Regions from separate parts of the Homo sapiens genome. Here regions 1 and 2 are each linked to region 3. The links are chromatin contacts, found by Hi-C in ENCODE. All regions are on one chromosome and are shown on one strand. The core of a region is the stretch at or near the end of the contact, and the rest is flanking DNA. Distances in the headings are between cores, read along the strand shown. Region 1 holds the start of ACSL1 (acyl-CoA synthetase long chain family member 1). Region 2 holds the start of CCDC110 (coiled-coil domain containing 110). Region 3 has its middle 63 kb from the start of TRAPPC11.

Region 1 (2,855 bases), core at 278-2,777, 1.1 Mb before region 3:
AAAACAATAGACCACAGAACTTGGGAGGTGCCTGCAGAGGTTCTGGGGCTGAGGGACCGGTTGGAGAAGAGGAAAAAGGAGAGGCAAAGATGACAAAATCACGGATGGGGAGGCGAGATCTGGACAGAAAAACCAGGGATTAGCCAAGCGGGAACCAGTGAAAACGAACGTGGAGTCCATTTTTTCTAGATCTGGAAGATGGAGATCTAAAAGGACTGAGCTGCTAGAGAGGTTGCTGGTGTGTGCGTTGTCCTCACCCCACTGCACCACTGCGCCCAGCACACTGTGGGAGACACCCAGGGAAAGTCCTTCAGTTATTTGTGGGAGTGAACTGCAGTGTGGCTGAGGCCTGGAGCGAACCACGGTCAGTTTCCCCTGCCTGCAGCCCAGGCATAGCCCTGCGTTGGTTGTGCCCACACTCTGGGGGCAGCCTGAGTGCCAAGTGTGGTACTGCTCTCACTAGCATTTAACCTCTGTGCCCCAGCTTCCTCTTCTGTGAAAGGACAGTAATGACAGTACCTACCTCACTGGGTTATGAAGATTAAATAGAATAATGTGTACGCAGTGTTTGTAGCAATGCCTGGCATCAAGCACTGGGTAAACAGTATCTATTATTATCAAAGGCCTTTACGACAACAATCATTCTTCAAACGGCCCTCCAGCGAACGCTGGGCGCAAACTCCACGGTAACGGGGACCAATGTTGTTAGAGGTTGAGGTTCCTGGTAGGTCCCAGGTGCTAAAAGGAAGAGCAGCCTTTGGGATGTGAGCCCGAAAACCATCGTGTTGGCTTCTGAAGCCCCAAGATGGGCATGGCAGGGACGCGGAAGCCCTCAGAACCGCGGAAGCCCTCAGAACCGCACAGCAGGTGGCCGCCGTGGTGCAGCGCGCAGTCGGCCCTCAGCTCCCCTGCACCGGCGCGAGCTGCGGGCGCTGCCCACGTCAGGCTCTGCAGACACCAGACAGAAAAGGTCTTCCGGCCAGGGAGCGTGGGGGAAACCCTGTGGGGCCGCGCCCGTCAGTGTCAAGGAAAAACGGAGAGGAAGGCCCTTGCCTCCAGGGCCCTCGCAGCAGAATTCTGCCCGGCCTGCCAGGAGGCCAGCGGGGCACGGGCTGAGGGTGCAGGATCCGGAGGGCGCCGCCCGCCCCTCGGGCATCGCGGGGCCCAGGGTCCGCGGGGCCTCTGAGCTGAGGCGGTCCAATGTACCCTTTGTCCTTCCTCAGATTCATTATGAAATCCGAGGCAGTCTGGGCGACTCCAGCGGCGTTCGCCCGCCGCAGCCTCTCGACCGCCGGCCACCCGCCAGCCACGCGCGCCCAGACAGGAGGGCGGCCGGGCGCTCGGCGGGGCGGGGCCTGCCGGGGGCGGGGCCTGCGGGCGGGGCGGGGCCGCGGGAGGGCGGGGCCGGCGCGGCGAGCGCACCAGCAGCATCCTGGCTCAGCCGCGGCGGTGGCGGGGGCGCAACCAGCGGGCCGAGGCGGCGGCGCCAGCGGCGCCTTAAATAGCATCCAGAGCCGGCGCGGGGCAGGGAGTGGGCTGCAGTGACAGCCGGCGGCGGAGCGGCCGGTCCACGGAGGAGGTGAGTGCGCCCGCCGTGCGGAGCCGCGCCTGCTCCCGCGGCGGTGCCCGGGCCCCGGCCGAGGCGCCGGCTGACGTTGCCCTTCAGGGCCGAGCCCGGAGCAGCGGCCGCCGCGGAGGCGCGTGAGCCACCCCAGGCTCGTGGGGCCGCGCCGCCTTTCCGGCCTCCTGCCCGCGGCCCCGCTTCCCTCGGCAGCCGGAGGCCTCCGGGGTGCCCGTGCTGCCGCAGCTTCCTGTGTCTGAGTCGCGGGCGGCGCGGGCGCGGGGCTGGTGCGCGGCCGGGGATGCGCGCGGGACCGACCCTTGTGTGTGCGGCGGCGGGGACCGGCCCGGCGAAGCAGCCGGAGGCCGCGCTTCGGCTGGGAGGAGGTGGCCCAGCTGGGCCGCTGACGTTGCCCTCGTCCGCGGCCCCCGCCTGCCCAGAGGCCGGGCTCGCGGGCGTTCGGACCGCGCGTGGGGCGAGACTGCACTCGCGCCCGCTGAGATGCCGGCCCCACGCAGCGCGGCGGCACGAGGCCCACAGGCAGCTCAGAGGCCGCTGCCAGAGGCAGACATTCTCTCGGTGACTCCAGAGGAGTGCCCGTGGCCCTTGCACTTGGCCGTGGAGTCATTGATCTAAGGAGTGCTGGCATTTTTTGAAATTGAGAAGCAAAGATGATGTCTGTCACCTGGCAGCGTAGACGGAGAGTGGCGGTAGATGACTTGAATGGACACGTGGATTCGAGTCTGGGGACAGGCGTTCCCCCAGTCGGTGCGTTGTGAGAGTGTGGAAACCCCTTCCCCACTCAGTCCAATTTCAAGGTTATGGAGCATAATTAAGAGTGACCATTCTAAAAGCGTTCTCTAGTGCCCTGGCTAAGACTTTTAAGCTTCTTGGTGCAGGAGTGTCTAAAGTCCCGCGACTCTCACTGCCCTGTCTTTTATTTTCTTGACCTTTGATTAGCGTTGAGAGAAACTGGTTAAATCTTGCAGTTTCTGCCACCCATTTCACAACTTAACCTGTGATTGTCCCAAAGAAAACAATTATTGGCTTCTTGCTAGCAAAAAAATCAAAGGCTTCCGGTTGATTGTTTCTTTCTTTTTTTTCTTTTTTCAAGTGGACGTGGAAGGTTAGGCTGGCTAAAACTTAAAGTTTGAGTTGTAGGTCTGTGCTGGGTAGGCTTGAGAAGATGGAGCTTTTTAAGGAACCATTGCTCGCCATCAGATTGGAGCCAGACAGTGCAGTGTGATATAGTGGAAAAGGACCAGGTCTTGGGAGACTTACTTTCTTGTTCTGA
Region 2 (2,874 bases), core at 357-2,856, 1.7 Mb before region 3:
GCTGTTTTTTGTTAGAAGTTCTGCTGAAGACTCTTTTGCCCTATCTGCCTAAATAATTTCTATCTCCTGAATCATCAATATCAATCAGCAATGCAGACCATAAATTCTCAAAATTATAATTTATTAAAATTGTCTACAATGCCACAAGAAAGTCAAATCTTCTAGAGCCCATTTTTTTCTTTCTTTCTTTCTTTTTTTTTTTTTTTTTTTTGAGACAGAGTGTCGCTCTGTGGCCCAGGCTGGAGTGCAGTTGCACTATGTCGACTCACTGCAGCCTCTGCCTCCTGGGTTCAAGTGATTCTCCTGCCTCAGCCTCCCGAGTAGCTGGGATTACGAATGTACTCCACCATACCTGGCTAATTTTGGTATTTTTAGTAGAGACAAGGTTTCACCATGTTGGTCAGGCTGGTCTCGGACTCCTGACCTCAGGTGATCCACCCGCCTCGGCCTCCCAAAGTGCTGGGATTACAGGTGTGAGCCATCATGCCGGACCTAGAGCCCATTTCTTTTCTTTTTTTTTTTTTTGTTTGTTTTTTTTTGTTTTTTTGAGACGGAGTCTGGCTCTGTTGCCCAGGCTGGAGCACAGTGGCGCCATCTCGGCTCACTGCAACCTCCGCCTCCTGGGTTCAAGCGATTCTCCTGCCTCAGCCTCCTGAGTAGCTGAGATTACAGGCGCGTGCACTAGAGCCCATTTCTATAAGAAACAAATTAGAGGAAGTAAGCACTGAAACTATCATAAGAAGTTTCATTTCAATGAAAGCAAGCCATCATGTATTACTTATTATATATTATATGTTATTATATAGCAAATTATGATATCCTGGTGATTGTGATTTTGAATTTTAATTTTCTATGTGTGATGGTTTACTACAAAATAAATAATATATACTCGTTTAAAACTTTAAAGAGCACCATTTTCTGATGGGCAGGAGGATTAGCTGGGGGCACGCACCCAGTCCTTGGTTAAAGGAGGTCAGGTTTCCCGTGAACGCAACATCAATCCTGCACGTGATACACCAGGTGCGTAAAAATTAACATGCTTAGACAAAGGAAGCCCACCGTCGCTTCCCACAGCTTTCATGAGCATATTTTAATACATGTTTAGGTTAATTCATTATTGAAAAATAGGAGTCTTCTTTTCATTGCAGCAAACAAAAGTCCTTTCACAATATTGGTCATGGGCCGTTCAAATCCCCAAATGCTGAAACTCCTCTGAGGGATGCGCTGAAATGAGAGGACTAAGAATTAAAAAAAAAAAACAACAGCGATGAAGTGGAGATGTGGAAAGGCAAAGGGAAAGCTCTCAGGCGTGTGTCCGTCCCCGGGCGGTCCCTTTCTCCGCACCGCTTTGGTCCGGCGGGTACCGCAGCGAGTCCGAGTGTGAGCAAGCCCGTCCCGGACAGCCGCGCGCGTGTGCGGGGAGGCGCCCAGGTGGGCTGTCCCAGGCCAGGTTCCCAGGGAAGCTCTCGGGGAAGCGTCCGGAGTGAGGAGGGACCCACCGGGACCCCACCAGGGACCCCAGCCGAGCGCGCGCCGCCGAGGGTGGGGGTGGGGCCGGCGCCCCGGCCACCCGGTTACCTGGCGACAGGATGCCCTGCGCGGGGCGGCGGAGCGGGTGCGTGCGGCGGCGGTTGCGAGAGAGATGAGCCGCGGCGATGAGCCCGGGTAAGAGTTGGACGGGGCGGGGCTCCTAGGGGAGCCGCGGGAACGGAGGGCAGCAGAAGGGCATTCAGCAGGCGGCTCCCCGCTCGAAAACCCGGGACATCCCGGGTCCGCCCTTCTGCACTCGCCGCACATCTCCCGCTCGGCCCTAGGGCTGAGCACCCGCTGCGGCCCCCTGCGTCCGCTGTGGCTTACAGGCTGGCTACGTGGTCTGCCGCCGCCGCCCGCCCAGCGCGCCCTCGGGTGGCCGCTTGCGGAAAGCGCCGCGCCCCGCCCCAGGCCCGGCCTGATGCCGTCCCTCCGCCCCATCCCTCCGCCCCGCCCCAGCCTTCAGCCTTGACCCCGCCCCATTCCTCTGCCCCCACAGGTCCCGCCCAGTCTCTCCGCCCCATCCCATCCCTGCGCCCCGCCCCAGCCTTCAAACCCGCCCCCTCCTAATTCCCTCCGCCCCGCCCTCCCCGCCCTCCCCGCCCCCCCGCCCCAGCCTTCAGCCCCGCCCCCTCCTAATTCCCTCCGCCCCGCCCCAGCCGTTAGCCCTGCCCCGCCCCATCCCTCTGCCCCGCCCCCACCTTCAGCCCCGCCACGCCACGACCCGCGACAGAACAGCCCCGGACGGTTCTGTTACAGAAAAGCAGCACCGGGAAGAGGATGAAGTTGACTCCGTTCTCCTTTCAGCGTCCAAGATCCTAAATTCTTCGGAGGGGGTGAAGGAAAGTGGCTGCAGTGACACAGGTAAAATCGCCAGACCGTAAAAGGCTCCTTTAACTATACACAGGCGGCAGCATCTGGCCTGTGCCACCTGCTCACCTGGCGTGCTTCCCACGGCCGTGATGACACGGACAGCAGCCACCACGGCACTCGCGCTTTGTGCCAGTGCTGTTCTAAGCACGTAATGGATCAACTGTTTAATTCTCACAACACTTTTACGAGGTGGGTGCTACCACGATCCCCATTTTGCAGATAAGGAAACGGGCACAGAGAGGTTAACTCCCTAAGGTCACACAGGCAGCGAGGAATGGAGCGGGCATTCAGCAGGGCGGCTCCGGACTGCCTGTCTTCACCACCACGCTACGCTCCGTTGCTTCTCTGAATGCTAAGTAAGAATTGTTGAGTTTTTTGGACACACACTAAAACGATATGCAGTCAGCCCTCGGTATCTGGGAGTTCCGCATCCTTGGATTCAACCAACCACAGATGGAAAATATTCAGGGG
Region 3 (2,700 bases), core at 1-2,500:
CGCCCAGCCTAGAGTGCAGTGGCACAATCATAGCTCAATGCAGCCTTGACCTCCTGGGCTCCAGCAATCCTCATACCTCAGCCTTTCAAGTAGCCGAGACTACAGGCCCACACCAGCGCCTGGCTAATTTCTTTTTAATTTTTGTAGAGACGAAGTCACGCTTTGTTGCCGAGGCTGATCTTGAACTCCTGGACTCAAGTGATCCTCCTGCCTTGGCCTCCCAAAGTGCTGGGATTATAGGCATGGGCCACAGCCCCCGGCCCAAAAACAGTATTTTTATGCATGATCATTTTCCTTTGGGTTTGTATTTGCATAGTGTCTGTTTTGTTTTGTATTACGAAACAAGATCATTACCGTATTCACTGTTCTGTCCTTGCTTTTTTCTTAACAGTACCTGGTGATCCTTTCCCCACGTTATTATTAAGTACTGAATCTCTTTATGACAGATCTCTGTAATCCAAATACAAGCGATTTAATGAAGGAAGAGAGTCCTTACAAAGAAAGCCATGACTGTCAAGGTTTCAGGCCCCACTGAGAGTGCTGTCATCTGCCAAACCAAACAGAACAGACAGAAGGAGGGGCACCTCGCACCTGCAGTGTGCACGGCACTCACTTCTGGGTAGGAAGCTCCAGGGCACCCGAGTTTGCAGAGGCAACAAAGAGGCGCAGCTGAGAGGCCAGTTGCAGCCAAGAGGCCAGGTGCAACAGGCGCCAGATGCAGCAGACAGGCCAGGCGCAGCAGAGGCCAGATGCAGCAGAGAGGCCAGGTGGGGCAGAGAGGCCAGGTGGGGCAGAGAGGCCAGGTGCAGCAGACAGGCCAGATGCAGCAGAGAGGCCAGGTGCAACCGTAAAGGTTTCACACTGCGGCATCTCCCAGGGCGGCTTTGCAAACCCTCACCGGGCGTTCTGCATTGTGCTTCCGAAAAGCCACAGGAGTTTCCTGCGAACCGCAGCGGCGCGGGTGCAGGTGGCGACAGCCCCTATTGAAGGCCCCTGCAGCGTACGCGTCGGACGGGCTTCCCAAGGCGGGTGCTGGCGGCGGCGGGGCGCACCGTAGTCCTGGTCCCGCCACGGCCGCTCCCTGGCGGCCCCCGCCGGCCGCGTGCCCCAGCCCCAGGGCGCCCGCCTCGCTCGGCGCGCACGAGTTTCTGCAGGTCTCTCCTGCCAGCCTCAGGGGAGCCTCCTCGCGGCGCGGCCCGGCTGGGTTCCGGCTTTAAAACAGAAAGGCTCATTGTCCCGAGGTCCCCTGGCCGGTCTAACCGCTGCGGAAACTCCCCGACGCCCCGCCCCGCGCCGAACGGCCCCGCGGCCTGGCCAGAGAAGCCGAGACCGGGTGCGGGGGCCGGGCGGGCGGGTGAGCCTCGCTAGAGAGGCTGGGCTGGTGTAGGTTTTTTGTTTGTTTGTTTCCTCTTTTGTTTTTTTTTTTTTTTTTTGAGATGAGGTCTCCCTCTGTCGCCCAGGTTGAAGTGCAGTGGCGCGATCTCGGCTCACTGCAACCTCCGCCTCCCGGGTTCAAATGATTCTCGCACCTCAGCCTCCCCAGTAGCTGGGATTACAGATGTCTGCCACCACGCCAGGCTAATTTAATTTTTTATTTTTTATTTTTTTTTTTTGAGACGGAGTCTGGCTCTTTCCCCCAGGCTGGAGTGCAGTGGCGGGATCTCGGCTCACTGCAAGCTCCGCCTCCCGGGTTCACGCCATTCTCCTGCCTCAGCCTCCCGAGTAGCTGGGACTACAGGCGCCCGCACCACGCCCGGCTAATTTTTTTGTATTTTTAGTAGAGACGGGGTTTCACCGTGTTAGCCAGGATGGTTTGATCTTATGACCTCGTGATCCGCCCGCCTCGGCCTCCCAAAGTGCTGGGATTACAGGCGTGAGCCACCGCGCCCGGCCTAATTTTTGTATTTTTAGTAGAGATGCGGTTTCACCTTGTTGGCCAGGCTGGTCTGGAACTCCTGACCTCAGGTGACCCACCCGCCTTGTCCTCTCAGAGTGCTGGGATTACAGGCGCGCCACCTAGCCTGGCTAATTTTTTTAGCAGAGACGGTTTTTATTTTTAGTAGAGACGGTTTCACCGTGTTGGCCAGTCTGGTCTCGAACTCATGACCTCAAGTGAACCGCCCCCCTCAGCCACTCAAAGTGCTGGGATTACAGGCGTGAGCCGCCGCGCCAGCCTGGGTGGATTTTCTGTGCACGGAAGGGAAGCAGCACCGGAACCCCTCCTGTTCCCCTAAGCACCGTGGACACTGCCCACCTGACAGCGGAGGGGGAGCAGCCGGAAAATAAAATGTCGCAGGGCGCAGTTACGCGTATCTGTTAGTGTTTGTGTGTGGTAAAAGATCTGTCACTCAATGAGTGCCCGTTTTCAAAGAATGAACATAAAATGAACATTTATTAAACATAATTTAATCTCTTCTCCATGTCAGGCCCTTTCACTGATTTCCCAAGGTGACCATTCGGACCATTCGTACATTAATATTGATTTTAAGTTGATAAAGGTTGTGTTTGAAGTTGTCTTCTTGATTTTATCCTTGCAGCTGAAGATACCTTGTGAACTTTACTTTTCAGAGCAGAGCGTCTGAGCGGTGGGCAAGGCACAAAGCGCGAGGGAAGCCGCTGGAGGGAGCTGCTCTCCTGCACGGAGGGCGCAGGCGCCAGCTGCTGCCAACACCACGGGAAAGCCCTCACCCTAACCTTGGA

Evidence for each region. A loop is a pair of places that touch in the nucleus more often than their neighbours do. Pooled maps may share reads with other maps.
Region 1: a pooled map shows a loop between it and region 3 (6-fold over the local background). The contact joins the promoter of ACSL1 here to the enhancer-like site in region 3. A Hi-C loop is called at or near these places in 4 of 37 single-sample maps with no recorded cell type and 5 of 50 pooled maps.
Region 2: a loop to region 3 is called in a pooled map, with 5 times the contacts of the local background. The contact joins the promoter of CCDC110 here to the enhancer-like site in region 3. A Hi-C loop is called at or near these places in 2 of 37 single-sample maps with no recorded cell type and 2 of 50 pooled maps.

What each region holds. Positions count from the first base shown.
Region 1 is chr4:184,824,640-184,827,494 of GRCh38, reverse strand. It overlaps ACSL1 (acyl-CoA synthetase long chain family member 1), which reads left to right and starts at 1,527. Exons shown (of 21, transcript NM_001995.5): 1 at 1,527-1,579. It overlaps LOC105377587 (a long non-coding RNA gene), which reads right to left and starts at 1,324. Exons shown (of 3, transcript XR_939564.4): 1 at 524-1,324. RefSeq lists enhancers at 349-628, 799-848, 455-958, 2,209-2,278 and a silencer at 1,079-2,038.
Region 2 is chr4:185,470,465-185,473,338 of GRCh38, reverse strand. CCDC110 (coiled-coil domain containing 110) reads left to right here and starts at 1,606. Exons shown (of 7, transcript NM_152775.4): 1 at 1,606-1,665; 2 at 2,290-2,394. The coding sequence starts at 1,656. LOC105377590 (a long non-coding RNA gene) reads right to left here and starts at 1,908. Exons shown (of 2, transcript NR_133944.1): 1 at 1,579-1,908; 2 at 1,076-1,224. RefSeq lists a silencer at 1,392-2,021.
Region 3 is chr4:183,721,426-183,724,125 of GRCh38, reverse strand. No RefSeq gene overlaps it. Among named protein-coding and RNA genes, the nearest start is that of TRAPPC11, 63 kb to the right of the region's middle. RefSeq lists enhancers at 735-784, 182-943 and a silencer at 895-1,424. Within about 2 kb of position 1,250, at least 20 of the 41 ENCODE cell types and tissues checked have a DNase peak (open chromatin) inside an H3K27ac peak, as active enhancers do.